Linked DNA regions of Homo sapiens: region 1 is linked to region 2. A link is a loop called in an ENCODE intact Hi-C map of the cell type or tissue named here. Cell type or tissue: CD14-positive monocyte. All regions are shown on one strand. Links, peaks and the distances in the headings refer to the core of each region. The heading gives the core; the rest is flanking DNA.

What was found. Hi-C counts contacts between places; a loop is a spot of excess contacts. Peaks named below come from ENCODE experiments on the same cell type or tissue, not always from the same donor. Only the 100,000 strongest peaks of a DNase experiment are listed, where the experiment ranks them.
Region 1: a loop joins it to region 2, with 1.8 times the contacts of the local background. A loop is called at or near these places in 4 of 110 quality-filtered maps.

Annotation. Positions count from the first base shown.
Region 1 is chr6:144,310,221-144,320,141 of GRCh38, reverse strand. The region is part of intron 2 of UTRN (utrophin); the gene reads right to left. Among named protein-coding and RNA genes, the nearest start is that of UTRN, 30 kb to the right of the region's middle. In CD14-positive monocyte, for the core only: no CTCF peak of the experiment used is centred there; no DNase peak of the experiment used is centred there; H3K27ac peaks cover 2,651 bases.
Region 2 is chr6:144,359,300-144,369,220 of GRCh38, reverse strand. The region is part of intron 2 of UTRN (utrophin); the gene reads right to left. Among named protein-coding and RNA genes, the nearest start is that of SNORA98, 41 kb to the left of the region's middle. In CD14-positive monocyte, for the core only: no CTCF peak of the experiment used is centred there; DNase peaks (open chromatin) are centred at 3,860 and 4,670; H3K4me3 peaks cover 1,505 bases; H3K27ac peaks cover 5,859 bases.

The DNA.
Region 1 (9,921 bases), core at 876-8,875, 49 kb after region 2:
AGTGGCTCACGCCTGTAATCCCAGCACTTTGGGAGGCGGAGGCGGGCGGATCACGAGGTCAGGAGTTCAAGGCAAGCCTGGCCAACACGGTGAAAGCCCGTCTCTACCAAAAATACAAAAACTAGCCGGGCGTGGTGGCACGTGCCTGTAATCCCAACTATTCAGGAGACTGAGACAGGAGAATTGCTTGAACCTAGGAGGCGGACATTGCGGTGAGCCAAGATCACACCATTACACTCCAGCTTGGGTGACAGAACAAGACTCCGTCTCAAAAAAAAAAAAAAATGTACTTAAGTCTGGGCATGGTGACCCATGCCTATAATCCCAGCACTTTGGGAGGGTGAGGCAGGTGGATCACTGGAGCTCAGGAGTTTGAGACCAGCCTGTCGCTACAAAAAGTATAAAAATTAACTGGGCATGGTGGCATGTGCCTGTGGTCCCAGCTACTCTGAAGGTTGAGATGGGAGGATCATTTGAGCCCAGGAGATCAAGGTAGCAGTGAGCCGAGATGGCGCCACTGCACTCCAGCCTGGGCAACAGAAAAAGAAAAAATTACTTAAAATAACTTGGGACCAAAAACTGAAGATAGAAACATACAATGTTTCAACTAAATCTTATGGTATATAAGATTCTACCAGAAAATGTACTAGGCTTCGTCCTTTGCAGAAGTGATCATGACGACAGGAAGCAGAAAGATGTTAGTCAACCAAGTTATTCCGAGAAACAATCATCTAAATGTCTAGTACCAAGTAAATGCCTCATGAAACAATTTGTCATTTTATCAACAAATCCTTAAGTGTCGAAGTCTCTGCCAAAAGGCAACACACAAGTACAGAAAGTCTAACATGCCCAGAAACAGCATTTCCAAGGAAAATGTCAGACCCACAACTTAACAGCCTGATTGGCAGACAGACTACCCTGGGCCACAACATTAAAAGAGTAAAATTCATGTACCTTAACCTGGAAAAATGTGAAAGAATAATGAGGAAAAAAAAAAACCTAACTAAATATTATAAAAATTAACTTTAATTCAAAAAAATTTTAAGCAAATTTATTTTTGTTTGTTTTATTTTGAGACAGGGTCTCATTCTGTCAACCAGGCTGGAGTGCAGTGGTACCACCATAGTTCACTGCAGCCTCGACCTCCAAGGCTCAAGTGATCCCTCCACCTCAGCCTCCCAAGTAGCTGGGACCACAGGTGCTGGCATCACACCCAGCTAATTTTTGTATTTTTTGTAGAGAGGAGTTTCACCATGTTGCTAAGGCTGGTCTTGAACTCCTGAGCTCCAACAATCTGCCTGCCTACGCCGGCCAAAGTGCTGGGATTACAGGTATGAGCCAACATGCCCAGCTAGATTTATTTTCAGTAGACATTATAGGCCAGGTGCAGTGGCTCACGCCTGTAATCCCAGCACTTTGGGAGCCCGAGACAGGCAGATCACTTGAGGTCAGCAGTTCAAGACCAGCCTGGCCAACATGATGAAACCCCATCTCTACTAAAAATACAAAAATTAGCCAGGCGTGGTGGCAAGTGCCTATAATCCCAGCTACTCGGGAGGCTGAGGCATGAGGATCACCTGAACCCGGGAGGCAGAGGTTCCAGTAAGCCAAGATCACGCCACTGCACTCCAGCCTGGGCGATAGAGCGAAACTCGGTCTCAAAAATAAAATAAAATAAAATTAGCCAGGCGTAGTGGTAGGCACCTGTAATCCCAGCTACTCAGGAGGCTGAGGCACAAGAATCACTTCAGCCCAGGAGGTAGAGGTTGCAGTGAGTTGAGATCCCACCACTGCATTCCAGCCTGGGCAAGAGAATGAGACTCCATCTCAGAAAATAAATAAATAAATAAAAATAAAGACATTATAAAGGAATTAAACTAAGCAACACTTTATTTCTTGGTATTCCCTAAATAAACTTGAAGAAGTAAGAAAGATGGAATACACTGAAGGAAAATTTTCCTTTGAAGAATTGGGAGTTACAGAGAAGTCCACAGCACTTCATCGTTAACAGTATTATTGTACAGGCTCTTAACAGTGCAAAGTATTTTCAGTATATATCACAGGGTGTTAAAAAAAAAATCCTACAAGCAGAGTACCTAAGCCGAAAATGAAACTCAAAAAGAGATAATAGGTCAAAAAATGGTGAAACATACAGTCGTGAGGTTTGTCAAAAGAAAACAATCCCATCTGGAAGCTATTTCCAGGAAAGGAAAGGACAGAACAAAGCCCAGAAAGAAATGCTTATGTTCAGATTTACTGACTGTGAGAGCAGAAATTTACATAAAGCAATGGAAAAAGTACCATGCAATATGATCAACTATCAAAGGGTTCCTTGACAGGAAAGTCTGAGGACTATTTTAAAAAATTAATTTATAAAAAGAAAGGTAAGAGAAGGTACTAATCTCTATTACAACAATTTGGTAATTTATCAAGATACCAGATTGGGGCTGGGCGCGGTGGCTCATGCCTGTAATCCCAGCACTTTGGGAGGCCGAGGTGGGTGGATCACTTGAGGTCAGGAGTTCGAGACCAACCTGGCCAACATGGTGAAACCCCATCTCTATTAAAAATACAGAAATTAGCTAGGCATGGTGGTGGGTGCCTGTAATCCCAGCTATTTAGGAGGTAGAGGCAGGAGAATTGCTTGAACCCGAGAGGCAGAGGTTGCAGTGAGCCGAGATGGCCCCACTGCACTCCGAAAAGAGCAAGACTCCATCTCAAAAAAAATAAACTAAAATAAATATATATATCAGATTGGAATGTTTAAATTGGCTTCAGGATTAAGGCAAATCGTTGGCGAACTTCCTGCAATCTCTCTTTTTTTAAAATGATTTTCTGTACTGTAACTGGTTTACAATATGGGATGCCACAAATGAGAGTTCTATTCATCTAGATTATCACATGTAGCTGAAGAAATAGCTTCCTCCATATCATTCGCTGTCCTATTTATGAGGTTCTGAGTTTTGGGGGTCCTCAGGACCAGGAGAAACACAAACTGCCTTATTTCATCAAATGTATTTGTGAGAATTTATGAATTATGTCAATCTTAAAACTAACCATTTTCTTATTGCTTTGTCTAATATGACACTTTGAGACAAATATGCATCCAAAGTTTACCAAAGGGAGCAAGCATGTTAGAGAAAGCAAGCAGTTTCTGTGAACTACCCATGGCCTTATCTTACCAATCCACTCATTTCTTCCTCTCTGCATTGTTGTTGATTTTTGCTTTTTCAAAATCCTACTTCCTATGTGGCTCTCTGTAAGAATTCAGAATTAGATGGGGCATTTTTTAAATATGATAAAAAACTTACTCTAAGTCCTAACTAATAACAAGCATATCCTCATCTATGAAACACTGACAATTATATCTTCCCCATAAAATTATGGTAGGGAGTAAATGAAATAATATATTTGAAAGGCCCAACACATACACCTAGCTCTCTGCCTCCCTCTGTTATTTTAGGAAATATTTTCTCCATCTAAAATTAATTTCCCTTGTGTGCTCCAGATTAGCAAGCGATCAATTCATTCACACTTTGCTAACTTTTATAGTGAAACTAACTGGTTACAATTTTAAAAGTTAATGTATATCCAGATACTTCCTGTGAAAAACATTGACTTTGGCTAAGACTCCTGAACCCATACATTATTGGAAGTAAAAGTTTAACAGATTATGGTTAATTTTAAATGAAAGTAATGTAAGTGAAGAGACTGCAAACAAAGCAACAGCTATACTACTAATATATTTACCCAGACCCTCTCATTTCCGATGTTTTCTTTCAACATGACAGCATTTTCAACTCAATTGGCAACAACATTGTGCCCACTATCACACAAACCACCTGAATGAGAGCTATGGGGTCAGTAAGAGCCACCAATTGCCACACATATCCAAATAGGAACCAACATCAGTCTATCCGTTGTTTTGTTTTTTAGAGACTTTTTTTGTTTTCTTGCAGAGACAGGGTCTCACTGTGTTTCCCAGCCTAGTCTCGAACTCCTGGCCTCAAGTAATCCTCCTGCCTCGGCCTCCCAGAGTGTGGGGTTACAGACGTGAGCCACTGTGCCAGGCCCCACTTTTAATACAACCATGAAAGATGAGAAGGTAGTGCAGAAGGAAACAACTGAGGGAAATGTATCCTGAAATCCTCTAGCTGCCTCTTCCATTTTGAAAGAGGGAGTGTACAGGGAACAGTCCTGTCCAGATAGCAATGGAGCCGAGGCGACCTTCAGCAGTTCACAGCGCCATGACGTTCTCATCTGGCAAATCATGGTAATACCTATTCTGCCAGATCATCACCAGATCATGCCAAGGATTCAAACACATATAAAGTGCTTTTCAGGTAGATTCCTACTAATGCCAAGCTGCCTGAAATCTGTCCACTGCATAAAGGCACGAGGCCAAGGTGAAAAACGACGCTGAAATCCAGCCAGCACAGCGGCACGGAGGAAAGAACACCTTTTGCTTTGCACAAAGGCACAGCCCACGAAGTAGTGTGTCCATCAGACTGTGTCTCTCCAGAGTGGGCGCCGTTATCTAATTGCCCACGCAAAAGGGCTGCCTTGGTCTAAGTTAAAATAATGCCCAGCAGCAGCACTAACTAATGGCAATTTCTAGGTGAGAACAAGAACAAGAGTTTGGCATCGGGCCCTGTCCAACTAGTGTCAGAACCTCAGCCAGTAGCCAATTCCCCCTTCCCTGACCCCTTCAATGCACATCAAGCACCCGAACCTTCCTTCCTCTCTTCCCATCTCACCACAGTGCTGCCCACACTGCCACTGGGTCCTGGAACAGTGCCCTGACTGACCTACTGCCCCTGCCAGCCATCCAGGAAGGAAGATAAGCCACTGTTCAGGCCAGGGACCCCACTTCCTGACCCCGCTGGTTGAACTTAAGATGTCTTTTCTTAAGAAACAATGTTAGGATAATTACATCCTATGGCACTTTTACTGCAGTATTGTCTTTCAGCTACCATTAAATGTGAAACAGGATTCTGCAGGCTGGCTTATGTTCCAATGCTTCAAACAAGCAAATTAGAAACTCTTATAGCCCACTAAGTGCCCAGGCCCTGGGTCCTGGCCTCTGTTTGCAAAGGAGATCATCTCCTCTTGATCTTGTGTAAGCCATTCGAGCTCATGAAACCTGTTTCCTTAGCTGTTAAATAAATAAATAAATAAATAAGGAAAAAAATATATAGAGAGAGGTATATATATACATAGGTATTTTTGTTGTGAGTACTTCAAATGCAATACATGTAAAATGGCACCAAATGGACACTGAGAAAGCAGTCACCATACCAGGTGCACAATCCCTTATCCACAATGCCAGGATCTGAAAAGCTCTGGAAACCAAAGGCTTTTTCCATAACCCATTTGGCAGCAAAACGTGACCTGAACTGACCTGAGGCTATTTATAACCCTGTTTGTGTTCCACTTAGTGTAAATATTCATACATTTTCTGCAGAATGATGAAGATATTGGATGATAGGGTACTGTCCCAAACTCCTCTGGAGGCTTTATGTAACATAGGGCATATGGGCCATAGCCTTTCTGAAATGGGAAAAAGAAAAATCATAAATTCTGAAGCATATCTGGTCCCAAGGATTTGGATAAGGGATGGGGAGTTTTACCATGAAGGAGGTTCGCTGGCCAACCCAAGAGCAGCTTTTTGTGCTAGACTTTCAGCTACATTTCCCATCAACAAGTTGTCACGATGTCTGAGCACAGCAACAGCTCCGCCCTGAAGAGGTCAGCATCCAGGTCCTGGGTCTGGGCTGGCCAGCTCTAGGGAGTGGATGGGGTTAGGAGCTAAAAGGCTGAGCAGACAGGGAATGCGGAAACCAGGCCTGCGCCCTACTTCACTTGCACTCAGACAACCCAAGCCATCAAGCACATTCTTATGACTTGTGTAGTCATTTTTTTTTTCTAGATTTTCAAAGTGAATCTTAGTTTTTATTCCCAACGCTGGCTCCCTCTAGTCTGGGCAAACTGCCATTTAATCACAAGGGCCACTCAAAGGTTGTTTTTTCTCTTTTTTTAAGCTGTTGAAAACATTAAGCTAAATAAGTGAATATTCTCCAGCCTCCCTCTCTGAGCCCCTCCCTACCTTTCTCATCCATTAAAACAGCACTCCATTTCATTACAAATATTCTACTCCTAGTGTATTAAAGACATAACATGTATATTATAAAAAGTAAATATGAATATTAATGAAACAGAAGCATGAGGAAAAGGGAAAATTTTAAGAACTGAATCAATGTAACATTCTCTTTGTAGCATCACCTGTAGACCTAGACAAGCAAGGACCTTGCCTTAAATCCTGACTTTTAGAGGGCCTCACTCTACCCTCTTCCATCCCCATCTCTCCCCCAGAAATAGAGAAATCAGAGGACCAAGGGGATATGCAAGTCCTAAAGCACGGTCTAGAGGCACAGGGTCCTAGTACTCACTGCTCAAATGAGCACTGGGCTCTTTCCCAAGCAAGGGTGGACCACACTACTGTTTGCAAGTGGGGAAGAGTGGGAGACCATGGGTGCTTGGCCAACTGACCACAAACTTGGGTGCAAAGCCCTTCCCAGTGCCAAATGGAGCCAGCATGGGCAGACAAAGGGGAAAGTCTGCAAACTGGAGCCAGGGGGCAGCTCTCTCCACCACCATGTTCTGTCATAGAATCTGAGGACTTGGAAAATTCCAAACTCAAACTTGGCCCATGAAATTGTGATCAAAGCATATGTATATTTATTATTATCCATTCTCCTTTCTATTTTCTTTTCTTTTTTTTTTTTTCAGTATCAGAAACCTGCTCTTCTCCTCCATCCCCACAGTTCTAGCTCAGCACAAGCCATATTTCTCAACCTCCCTTGCAGCAAGATGAGTCCACGTGGCTAAGCAGCAGCCAGTGGGATGTGAAAAGAAATCAGGAATGCAACCTGAGGGCCATGCACGTTTTAAAAAATTGCTTATTTTTTACTTCTCTTTTCTCTTTCCTTGGACTAGAACTTGACATAGTGTTGAGGGGCAAGCCTCATCAAGAAAATGGAACAACACTTTGGAAAGGCAGAACAAGAGAGAAGGAACCAGGATCCCTGAGAGACCATATGAAGCGGAGCCACCTTCCCACCCTCCATCACCCACCAACTCTGAACTGTAAGGAGAGAAAGAAATAAACTCTGATTTTATTTGAGCCACTGTATTTTGAGGTTTCTTTGGTACACCCCTGGAGCCTCTCTGTAACTAATACATTTGCAAATGATCTACATAAACTGGCTGGAAATTAGTTGTATGAATCCACTATGGTGACTTCAGCCAAAAGAATATAATATCCAGCCTCAGCAAGTAAAATAAAATAAAATGGGAGAGGAGAGCTACTGTGTGATGCAGTTATTTTTTCAAGAATTCTACCAGAAAATCATATCAAATATATAAACATGGAAGAGAAAAACTAAAAGAATTCCACAGGACAATTAGCCATGAAAAGGCTTAGTCTATCCTAGAATGTCTTGTTATTAAATATAAAGAAGCAGAAAAAGGGAAATTCTGTATATATTTAAGAAACAAAAACAAATCTTCCTAGTGCAATATGATTAAAACTATTTTTACATGCTTATTTTAAAAGACTGGAAAGAAATAAACCCACATTATAATAATTATTTGTATGGAGGTAACGGCTTACATTTCTTGAGTGCTTCTATGTTCCAAATTGCTTTTTTTTTTTTTTTGAGATGGAGTCTTGCTCTGTCACCCAGGCTGGAGTGCAGTGGCGCAATCTCGGCTCACTGCAAGCTCCGCCTCCTGGGTTCACACCATTCTCCTGCCTCAGCCTTCCGAGTAGCTGGGACTACAGGCGCCTGCCATCAGGCCGGCTAATTTTTTGTATTTTTAGTAGAGACGGGGTTTCACCGTGTTAGCCAGGATGGTCTCGATCTCCTGACCTCGTGATCCACCCGTCTCGGCCTCCCAAAGTGCTGGGATTACAGGCATGAGCCACCGCGCCTGGCCCCAAATTGCTTTATATATGTTAATTCACTTACTTTTTACAACACGAGGAGGTTGATGCTATTACTATCTCTACTTTACTCAGGCACAGAGCAGCTAAGCCATTTGTCCAGGTTCACAGAGCTAGCAGGTGGCCATGCTTACACCCACAGCACCTGATACTGTCTGAACCATTCCCTAAAGTATTTCTACAGAAGAGTACTAATAAGATTTTTAAATCCTGCAGGATTTTTCTTATTATTCTTTTCAAATATTGTGTAATCTAATACCATGCCATCCTTGATATCTAACTCATTTTAGAGATAAAAATGCTTACCCTAAATACCATCATATAATCTATATTTCTATAACCCCAACAGCAATATTGCAGGTTAGAATCCAAGTGTGCAGAATATTTGTGAAGATCAGTGTAGATAATACTGAAATGACAGTGATGAGGAAGAAGGTACTAGAACACAGCCCTTCCCGAGCACAGCTCGCACAATTAAGCATTAACAATTAGGTTTTCTGGAGCTTAGAAAGTGATCAGTGTGAGGTCATCTAGTCCATACTCCTTACCTTACAAACAAATCAATTAATTGTGCAGACAGCTTGAGTGACATATTCAAGGTCACACAGCTGGTGATCTGCAGAGCTAAAACTGGAACCTAGTTCCTCTTTGACACTAAGCTAAGCTCTTTTTTTAAATAGGGCATCCAGGTTTTCTAGAATTTAGCAATTAAAGCAGTGATTTTCAAATTGTGTTCCAAAAGACATGAAGGACCCTCAGAAGCCTGGGTTGAGCTACTCACCTGCCAGTCCCACCCCCCAAACTCTGCTGTATAGAAAGCCACATCCTACCTATCAGCAATGCATCGTCACATTCCTAAAATGAGCCTCCACTGGAAGACTTGTTTGCAGAAAGACTTCCAAGGCAAAAATAAAAATCACATAACCAAGTGAAGTATTCGCATCGTTACTTTCCAGAGCCCCATAACCTGGGACCTTTTAGAGTGCTTAGTAATCTGAAGAAAGCTTCTTACGCCAGAATTCTTCCCCCAGGAAGATCCTCATCATTTCACTAAATGGGCATTTTCATGCCAACTAAAAATGTAATATAATCACACAATAAAGGGCAATCTTAGAAGAGGAAAGGCAGTTGGCAACCACGCTGACAAATATCTATACTACACTGACCTCAGTCTGCTCATTTCATGACTGCCTGTTGAAAACAACATCAAGTGATCGATCTGTCGTGAGCATCTGGGAAACACAGTCAAAGGCTGACATGCAGCTAATCAATCGGGACAATAAAGATCAACAAAGATTGAACTGATATTTTTCTCAGGGATTGCACACTTGTTTGTTTTTTGTTTGTTTGTTTGTGTTTGAGACAGCATCTTGCTCTGTTATCCAGGCTGGCGTGCAGTAGCACGATCTCAGCTCAATGCAACCTCTGCCTCCTGGGTTCAAGCGATTCTTGTGCCTCAGCCTCCCCAGTAGTTGGGATTACAGGCACGCCCCCCACCCCCCGCCACGCCCAGTGATCCCTGTCTCCCCACCTCGGCCTCCCAGGTAGCTGGGACCACAGGCATGCACTACCATGCCCAGCCATTTTTTTTTTTTTTTTTTGAGACGGAGTTTCACTCTTGTTACCCAGGCTGGAGTGCAATGGCTCATCTCAGCTCACTGCAACCTCCGCCTCCCAGGTTCAAGCGATTCTCCTGCCTCAGCCTACTGAGTAGCTGGGATTACAGGCATGAGCCACCATGCCTGGTTAATTTTGTATGTTAAGTAGAGACAGGGTTGCTCCATGTTGGCCAGGCTGGTCTCCAACTCCCAACCTCAGGTGATCCGCCTGCCTCAGCCTCCCAAAGTGCTGGGATTACAGGCATGAGCCACTGCACCCAGACCAATTTTTATATCTTTTGTAGAGATGGGGTTTCA
Region 2 (9,921 bases), core at 993-8,992:
CCTTATAAGCCATAGAAATGAATAAACAAATATGAATCAAATGAACGAATGAACAGATCTGGGTAAGTTTTAGTGACTTCCCAAACTTCTTAAAGTTATGAGAAAAATAATGCATGTCCTCACATATGTGAATTTGAGCACAGGCAGAAATTCTATAACCTCCACATCAATTTTTTTAAAGACCTCTCAATCCAAAAAAAGTTTATGAACACTATCTTAAGAGAATTCTATAAGGTCTCATTTTATGAAAGGTCAAAACAGAAATTAAAAGATAAACCAAACAAAACAAAATCCCTTAAGTCAAACACAGTAAAAAGACACCTTGTAAGTCACAAAAGAACTGTCATTAGAGCTCTCTTAGATCCTGATCTGTAATTTCCAAACTGCCACTAAACGGACCCTAACTTTAAAAAACCTTATCATTTATTCATTTATAATCCTTTTTTTTTCTTTTTTTGCGACGGAGTTGCCCAGGCTGGAGTGCAAGGGCATGATTTGGGCTCACTGCAACCTCCTCCTCCCAGGTTCAAGCGACTCTCCTGCCTCAGCCTCCTGAGTAGCTGGGACTACAGGCGTGCACCACCACACCCAGCTAATTTTTGCATTTTTAAAGTAGAGATGGGGTTTCATCATGTTGGTCAGGCTGATCTAAAACTCCTGATCTCAGGCAATCCGCCTACCTCGGCCTCCCAAAGCGCTGGGATTACAGGCCTGAGCCACCCAGCCATGCTTATCATGTATATTCCTTAATGGTAAAGATATGTTTCTCTTTCCTAAGGCCAAAAAACAAGGAATCTAGCATATAAAAATTAACAAATTAACATATACCAACAAATTATTTGGTCCATTGCTTTAAAAAATATTTATTGAGCATCTACTCTGTGCCAGGCTTGTTATTCCTTTAATGTCATATGTCTTTCTGGTTTGATATATGTCACAGTTTTCTTTCTTCTACACACTGCAGGATAAAGAAACTGAAGAAATCAATGGCCAGAATTAGGTTATCTTCAATGTCCACGTGATAATTCCCAACAGCCTGTACCATGGCTTTTTATGAGACATGAAAAGGGAAAGTAGCAACAAGCTTATAGGATCTCAGTCTTTAGATCACTAAGGATTATCAGTAATAAAGGAAACAGAAGGCGGGGTGCAGTGGCTCACGGCTGTAATCCCAGCACTTCAGAAGGCCAAGGCAGGCAGATCATGAGGTCAGGAGTTTGATACCGGCCTGGCCAACATGGTGAAACCCCATCTATACTAAAAATACAAAAATCAGCCAGGCGTGGTGGCGGGTGCCTGTAATCCCAGCTACTCGGAAGGCTGAGGCATGAGAATCACTTGAAACCAGAAGGCAGAGGTTGGAGTGAGCCGAGATCGCACTACTGCACTCCAGCCTGGGCAAAAGAGTGAAACTCCATCTCAAAAAAAGAGAAAGAAACAGAAACTTCTCCTTATATAGGGGTTTTCACATTCTTAGGATTTTTCTCCTGGTCGCCCCCCGCCAACAAATTACTGTCTTCTTGAAGATAAGTTTCTCCTTGAAAAATAAAAGCTCGTAGAATTTATCCATATAAGAACAAAAGATTCAGGCAGTATCTAACCTAGTAGGTTACTATGCTATCGCTACATCTGTTTGTCTACGACAAAATCCTTACTTAATTCTAACAGTAACTTGAGTTTTTCAGAAATGCATAATAGAAAATATTCTATTATTCTAAATAATTTAGATATTATTCAACAACTGCATTGTCTATATAATAATTGAGGAAAGTCATAAAAAGAACATATCTATAAAATAAAATTCACATCTGTAAAATTAACCAAAAAAAGTGACAGTTCTGAGTAATGTATGTATAATTATCTTGGAAGGATTTTTTTTTTTTTTTAACAAATCCTTGACTCATGTATAATCCTTTATTAAAAACGCAGGTAGAGGGGCCGGGCACAGTGGCTCACACCTGTAATCCCAGCACTTTGGGAGGCAGAGGCAGGCAGATCACTTGAGGTCAGGAGTTCAAGACCATCCTGGCCAACATGGTGAAACCCCATCTCTACTAAAAATACAAAAAATTAGCCGGGTGTGATGGCACGCGCCTGTAGTCCCAGCTACTCTGGACACTGAGGCAGGAGAATCACTTGAACCCGGGAGATGGAGGTTGCAGTGAGCCAAGATTGCGCTACTGCACTCCAGTCTGGATGACAGAGCGAGAGTCCATCTAAACAAAAAACAAAGAGACAAAAAAAAAATGCAAGTAGAGATACCATCTCACATCACTCAGAATGGCTATTATCAAAAAGTCAAAAAATAATAGGCACTGGCGAAGTGGCAGAGAAAAAGCAACACATACACACTGTTGGTAGGAGTGTAAATTAGTCCAACCATTGTGAAAAGCAGTGTGGCAATTCCTCAAAGACCTAACAACAGAAAGACCATTCAACCCAGAAATGCCATTACTGGGTATAAACCCAAAGGAATATAAATCATTCCATCATGATGACACATGCATGTGTATGTTCACTACAGCACTATTCACAACAGTAAAGACATGGAGTCAACCTAAATGCCCATCAATGGTAGACTGGATAAAGAAAATGTGTTACATATACACCACAGAATATGTGCAGCCATAAAATAGAATGAGATCATGTTATTTGCAGAAACATGGATGAAACTGAAGGCCATCATCCTTAGCAAGCTAACACAGGAACGAAAAATCAAATACCGCATGTTCTCACATTTAAGTGGCAGCTAAATGATGAAAACACATGGACACATAGAGGGGAACAACAGACATGGGACCTACCAGAGGCTGGAAGATGGGAGGAAGGAGACAATCAGGAAAAATAACCAATGGCTATTAGGCCTAGTACCTGGGTGATGAAATAATCAGTACAACAAACCCCTATTACACAAGTTTACCTCTATAACAAACCTGCACACGTACCCCAGAACTTAAAATCAAAGTTAAAATATATATAGGTAAAAATTTATTGATAGCAACATCTCCCACGGGTATACTCTCCTGGCTTTCAAGTGAATAAACATGAGCTGTACTGCTTTAACACATCAACTTTTATATTCATGTGACGATTACGCTGTTTATTGTGTCAGAAATAGAATGCGATGCACATACATCTCTATCAGCTGCCATAATATTTTAAGTTAATGAAAATAAATTCCCAGGCCAGGTGCGGTGGCTCACGCCTGTAATCCCAGCACTTTGGGAGGCCGAGACGGGTGGAACACCTGAGGTCAGGAGTTCAAGACTAGCCTGGCCAACATGGCGAAACCCAGTCTCTACTAAAAATACAAAAATTAGCCAGGCGTGATGACACATGCCTGCAGTCCCAGCTATGCAGGAGGCCGAAGCAGGAGAATCACTTGAACCCAGGAGGCGGAGGTTGCAGTGAGCCGAGATCACGCCACTGCACTCCAGCCTGGGTGACAGAGCAAGACTCAGTCTCAGAAAAAAATAAAAATAAAACTTCCTTCCATGAACGAAATGATCATTGAATCCACAGATCACCAAAAAAATACCTTAAGTAATCTCTGAACTTCTTCACTTTTCATAAAATTGGAGTTATTTAAATCCCACTTTTAGTTTGGCTACTCATTTTCTTCCCAAGTACATTTGAACACTGTGGTGAATGTTTGTCGCTTAGTAACAATCCTGCCAATGACACTGAGAGAAAACCATTAAATCACATTAACTGAAGCATGCAATTTCAGAATAAAATGTGAAAAGTGGAGAATCCTAAGTGGTTTATGTACATGCTTTTGTCACAAGAAAGTTGACCATCTCCTCCTCATGATCTACTCCAGAATTCCAATCCTAGGCTGGCCCTAAAGTTGAAAGTACTTGAGTCATTCCTTCCCTTTTTCCCCTTCATCAGACAAACATATGCATCATAACACACACATGAACAGGAAAAGCTTCTTCTAACATTATTTTTAAAATTAATTATTAAATCAACTGCTAAAAGAAAGGCATGAAATTTATTTCAGGAGAAAGCAGGAATGATTGGAGAATTATCCACCACTCTCAATTCTTTCTGCAGATGTTCTTTTTTAAAAGAAGTGAAAATCAAGAGCTACGCAATGTGGCAAGCAGAATAATACATCTTCTTCCTCTCCACTTGCAAAAGAGGCCCATGTCCTGTGAGTACCTTAGGTTACACAGCAAGGGGTAAATTGAGGTTGCAGATGAAAGTATTGTTTGCTAATCAACTGACTTTAGGATAGAAGGTTATCTTGGGTTAGCCTGGTGTGCCCAGTGAAATCACAAGGGGCCTTCTAAGTGGAAAAGGAAGAGAGTTGAATAGCAGAGCGAGCAACGAGCCACATGAGAAGGACTCAGCCCACCACTGTTGGTTTTGAAGACTAAAGAGAGCCATGAGCCAAGAAACATGGGCAGCCTGTGGAGGCTGGAAAAGACCAGGGAAAGGAGTCTCCTCTGGAGCTTCCAGAAGGAACATGGCCCTGTCAACACCTTCATTTTAGCTCAGTAAGACCCGTGTCAGACTTCTAACCTTCAGAAATGTAAGATAGTAAAGTTGTGTTGTTTTAAGCCATCAAATTTGTGCTAATTTGAAACAATCACAAAATGAAACAAATACACGGACTCATCTGCAACGCTTCTCAGTCAGTCATCCCTGCCTGTGAATCACAAATTGGGAAACAGAAAATCAGAAGTAAAAACGCGAAGTGGGGAGAGCAAAGCTGTGGGTGCCTGAGCTTCTAGCCCCAGCTGGCTATAAGTACATTAGCACCCACACACAAAATCTACACCAGGAGTCATCCCACACAAACCAACCCAAAACAAAGGACATTTGACCCAAATCACTCCTTTTACCTCTCAGGGGGAAACATAAGGGAGACAGTGGGGAGAAGCAGGTCCCAATCAGAGGCAATTTCTGCAGGTACCAATTGAGTTCCTAATCAACAAACCAATAGCACAGACCCAACAAGAGGGAGACTCTCACACGCAAGTTCCTTCCATCACAGTTACACCGAAAAGAAGAGTGAGCTCAGCTTTAAGCAGTGGAATCGCAAATATTGAAATCCACGAAGAGAGCTTTGCCATAACTCAATTTAATTCATCAACAGAGCCCAGATATTCCCAGGCTACCAACCTCAACATCCAGGTCCTCAATAGCATTCTCTCAAGGTACTACAATAACCTCCCATACTATCTACCCTTGTATTTGCTTCCTAAACACCTCTGACAGATTCACCTTCTTCTGATCACAAAATATCTTATGCTCCAAACCTCCGAACATCACCCACTGCCTTTAAATTCAGATACATCTATATGCTACAGGGCTAAATGCCTACCTAGCATGGTATTCAGCATGCTTTTTATAGCTACCCCCTATTAATTCTGTGCCCTCTACCTGGAACATTTTCCTCCAGCCCCAACATTGCCATCAGTATCCACAGCAAATGGTACCCCCTTTCATGAAGGCTTTAGATGGTTTCTCTCCCAGCTCTAAACCCATCCCACCCTCACCTTTTGAATTCATATGGTACTTTGTTCCTTATCTATAACAAAATATTGTATATATACACGCCTATATGATCTCTCCCTTTTTTGTTTTGTTTTCTTGTTTGTTTTAGACAGGGAAAGACTGTAATGTGAGTTGAGTGAGTTTGTATCTCTGCCCATCTGCAGGTTTGCTACTGCACAAATTCCTACCAACTGAGTTGGGACCTAGACGCTGTCTTGAGAGGGAAGATGTAAGGCCCAGGTGGAAAATAAACAAATAGTAATAATGCTACAAAGAAACAGGTCCGACCAGGCCAAGTCAGTCCTCAACCATCTTACACCTCACCAGTTCTGGAAAACCAAGCTCTCTGTGCGTCAATTTCAAAATGATTTTAAAGTTGTGTTAGGTCGCTATACCAATGGACATATGTATAGAAATATTTCAGTGCTTCTCGAAGTGAGAAAATTAAAGATGGACAGACTCTTTCCTAACATCTGACTCAAAAGCCTAGAAAACACATAGAAAAGAAGCAAATAATACAGTTCTGTAAGATACTGTGTTTTGTGTGCCATGGTTTCTCTATTTTTAGATTTAAATACTATTGTGTGTCCATCAATTATTATGTATAACCATTAAAAAATCTTTTAAAAACATAAAATTAAAAGTGCTATGTACTGAGAAACTTATTCAAAATCATATTTCAAATAGCAAACCATACCCAAAAAATTAAAAATATTTTTTTAAAAAATAGCAAACCCACATAATACAAAACCTAAGAGAAACTGAGCACTTAACAAAATAAGCATAAATATAACACATTACTTAGCATAAAAACTCATTCTAAATGACCTGGCACACAGTAGGTCCTCAATACACCTTTGTTTTAAAGTCCTGACTCAGTGCAAACTCATCAGCCTCATAGGTCAGATGTTGTAAGGACCCAAGATATTGCATCGCGTGGAAATCAACTTTCACATCACATAACAAGTGGCATGTCATTTTTTTCCTTCTCTACCGTATTTCTAAAACTATTCAGGTGTTGATGCAGACCTTTTTCCATGTCTTGGCAAAGTGTAATTTGAACAGGCAGTTTCTCATGACCTTCAAGTCTGTGTTCAACAATGAAATCATTTGGCTTTATATCCCATCCAGTTATTAATCACAAACAACAAAAGAAGAACTTTCACACAGAAAATGTGAAACCTATGCTGGCCAGCACTCACTCTGGGTCACTCCAGGTCACATTCACTTGTAGCTAAGTTCACTGAAGACCATGCAATGACCTCAGCTATTTAGAAAATACATTCAAAATTTTTCTGGAGAGGAAAAATACAGCTATGTGACTTTAAGACAAGTGCTCCTGGAGGTCAGCAGTCTGAAAAGGGTACAATGAACAACATGGCTGGGTCCTGGGCAGATGGGGGGTGGTGTGCACAGGTCACTGGGTGCCACCGGATGGGCGGGCACATCACCTATCCTCCCTCAGTTGGCTCCTTCACTAAGTGCCTGAGCAGGAAATTTCTACCCTGGCATGGAATGCCCACACCAGGATCTCAGCATTCCCACCCCACCCATGTAGGAAGGAATCCAGCTATTCTAGCAGGATTTAACTTTATATAAATCAGCTCCAATGAGTTGATATGTTTAATAACAAAGCAAACATTCACAACTCTATTTTACTCCTTTTTTTGTTGTTGTTGCCATTATTATGATTACTATGATGAATTTGGCTTTGATTTTTATTCTTTTAAGTAAGAAAGTGGCAGCAAAAAGGAAAAAAAAATTCCAGGAATTGACTTGTGTCTCTCTAATGAAACAGGCAGTTCTGGCTGGGTGAGGTGTCTCACATCTGTAATCTCAGCACTTTTAGGAGACCAAAGTAGGAGGATCACTTAAGCCCAGGAGTTCAAGACCAGCCTGGGCAACATAGCGAGACCCCATCTCTACAAAAAAAAAAAAAAGAAAGAAAGAAAGAAAATTAGCCAGGTGTGGTTTCAGACACCTGTGGTCCCAGCTACTTGGGAAACTGAGGAGGGAGGATCACTTGAACCCAGAAGGTTGAGGCTGCATGAGCCATGGTCATGCCATTGCACTCCAGCCTGGGTAACAGAGTGAGACACTGTCTCTAAAAAAGATAAATAAATAAATAATTTTTTTTTAAAGAACAAGGGACTTATTTCCTTATCAGCCCCGCAATGCCCCTTTTAGCATCCAGAAATAGATCCACCTGGTCTTCCCTGGAAGATTCTGGACTTCCCTGGAAGACTCCTGGATGGTTTTAACTCAAACATAGCCCTCTGGATTAAGCTCACAATTGAAACTAATATTTCCCTGCCTGCCAAGCTAAAATTTTTCCCTGGAGCATTAATAATTAGCTCAAAATCAAGGACAAAATTAGTAGAGCAACACATAAGGTGTTTCTCCCCCTTCCTAACATCAGCCAGTCTTTTTAGCCACAAACTACAAGCTAGTCTTTCTGAAATCCAGCAAGCCCCTGAGTCAAACTATGGTGTAAAGAAAGTGGGTGGAAAGTCACATTAGTCAGGGACATTAAGTGCCATCTGCCATGGCTTTAATCCCATAGTACAATCTGAAGACTCTTTCTTAGGACACCCTGGGAAGCAGCATAACAAGAATATTTACTGTCCTGTCTCTTGAATCGGTGAAGTTAAATTCATTACTTTTTATACAGAAAGGTCTTCAAAATATTTCTGTTCTCCTGGTCTGATCTTTCCTCTTCTTTCATCAATCAAAGTCAAAAGAAAAGTTGGCTAATAATATCTTAGTTTGGTCCTTCCCCCAAGAAGCAGACCCTGAGACAAGGATTCAAATATAAGTAGTTTATTTCAGAAGTGATCCCAGGAAACACTGCTAGGGAGTAGAGAAAGGAGACAAAGAAGGAAAGGTGGCCAATAATAAAAAGGTCATTATCAAGCAAGTTACCATTCGATCACAACCCAACTGGGAACTTGGAGATGCAGTGTAAAATGTTCATCTCAAAAGTAGGCGACCTGAGATGCAAGAGAGCTGGAGAATTTATACTACAGCAGCAGTCACTGGCTATGGGTTGCTGGGCGCTGACACTTCCTGCCAGCCCTGAGTGTGAACTTTCCAGCCAGAGAATGCCCTCAGGCAAAGGCATGCCGGTGTGGGCAGCTGGAAGTCCCAGTGCACCAGAAGTACTGACAGCAGGGAGTGGGGTCAATAGCAGCCTCTGCTACAGCTAGGATTGGGGTTATCTCCAAAAGGGTACTTAAACCAGGTCTGGTGCAGTGGCTCAAGCCTGTAATCCCAGCACCTTGAGAGGCTAAGGTGGATGGATCACTTGAGGTCAGGAGTTTGAGACCAGCCTGGCCAACATGGTGAAACCCCGTTTCTACTAAAAATATAAAAATTCGCCAGGCATGGTGGCAGGCACCTGTAATCCCAGCTACTCGGGAGGCTGAGGCAGGAGAATCCCTTGAACCCGTGAGGTGAAGGTTGCATTGAGCCAAGATCATGCCACTGCACTCCAGCCTGGGTGACCAAGTGAGACACAAAGAAAGGAAGAAAGGAAGAAGGAAAGAAAAGAAAGGAAAGAGAGAAAAGAGAGGAAAGGAAAAAAGAAGGAAGGAAGGAAGGGGGGAGGGGAGGGGAGGGGAGGGAAGGGAAGGGAAGGGAAGGGAAGGGAAGGGAAGGGAAGGGAAGGGAAGGGAAGGGAAAAAAGAAAAGAAAAGAGAAATAAAAGGGTACTGAAACCAGAGGCAATCATTTCTGTTACAGGACATATATCACTGAATACAAAGTTGAATTCTTTTCCACAAAATTATCCTTATATTCAAATTTTGGAAGGTTTCATATTATGCAGCAACACTGGGAAAAACACAATAATCCAAAAGGATCTCAATCAATGTTCTACTCAGAGGCTGTTAAACATCAAGCGATGAAATGTAATACAGGCTTAGCTACTGAGGGATGAATTTCAACTTTAACTGTTGAATGGCAGAGTAACTAAAAAAGAAAAAAAAAAAAAACGATGCGTAGACAAAGGTTTTTACCAGAATCTTCAAATGTGGCAATGCAAATAAAAAAAATATAATAGATGCTCATCATGGCTAGTAATTACAGAAATTGAAGACAAAACAGTATTTTGGGTACTCACAATTCAATACTGGCTGGGCCTCAGAGATACTGGCATATTTGTATAAACTGATGACGTTAAACGTGTTACAGTCCTCTGAAGGGCGTATCAGAAACCCTAAAACTAACCTCTCATCCCATAAATTCTATTTCTGGGAATTTATCAGAAATGAATACCTGAAATGAAGGATGGTGCCAACAACAATAATAATAGTAGCAAGTATTTACACTGCACTCATCAGATCAGTGCCAGGCTGTTCTACTGACTTATATCAGGGGTTCTCAGCTGGGAGTGGTTTTGCCCCTGCAAGACAC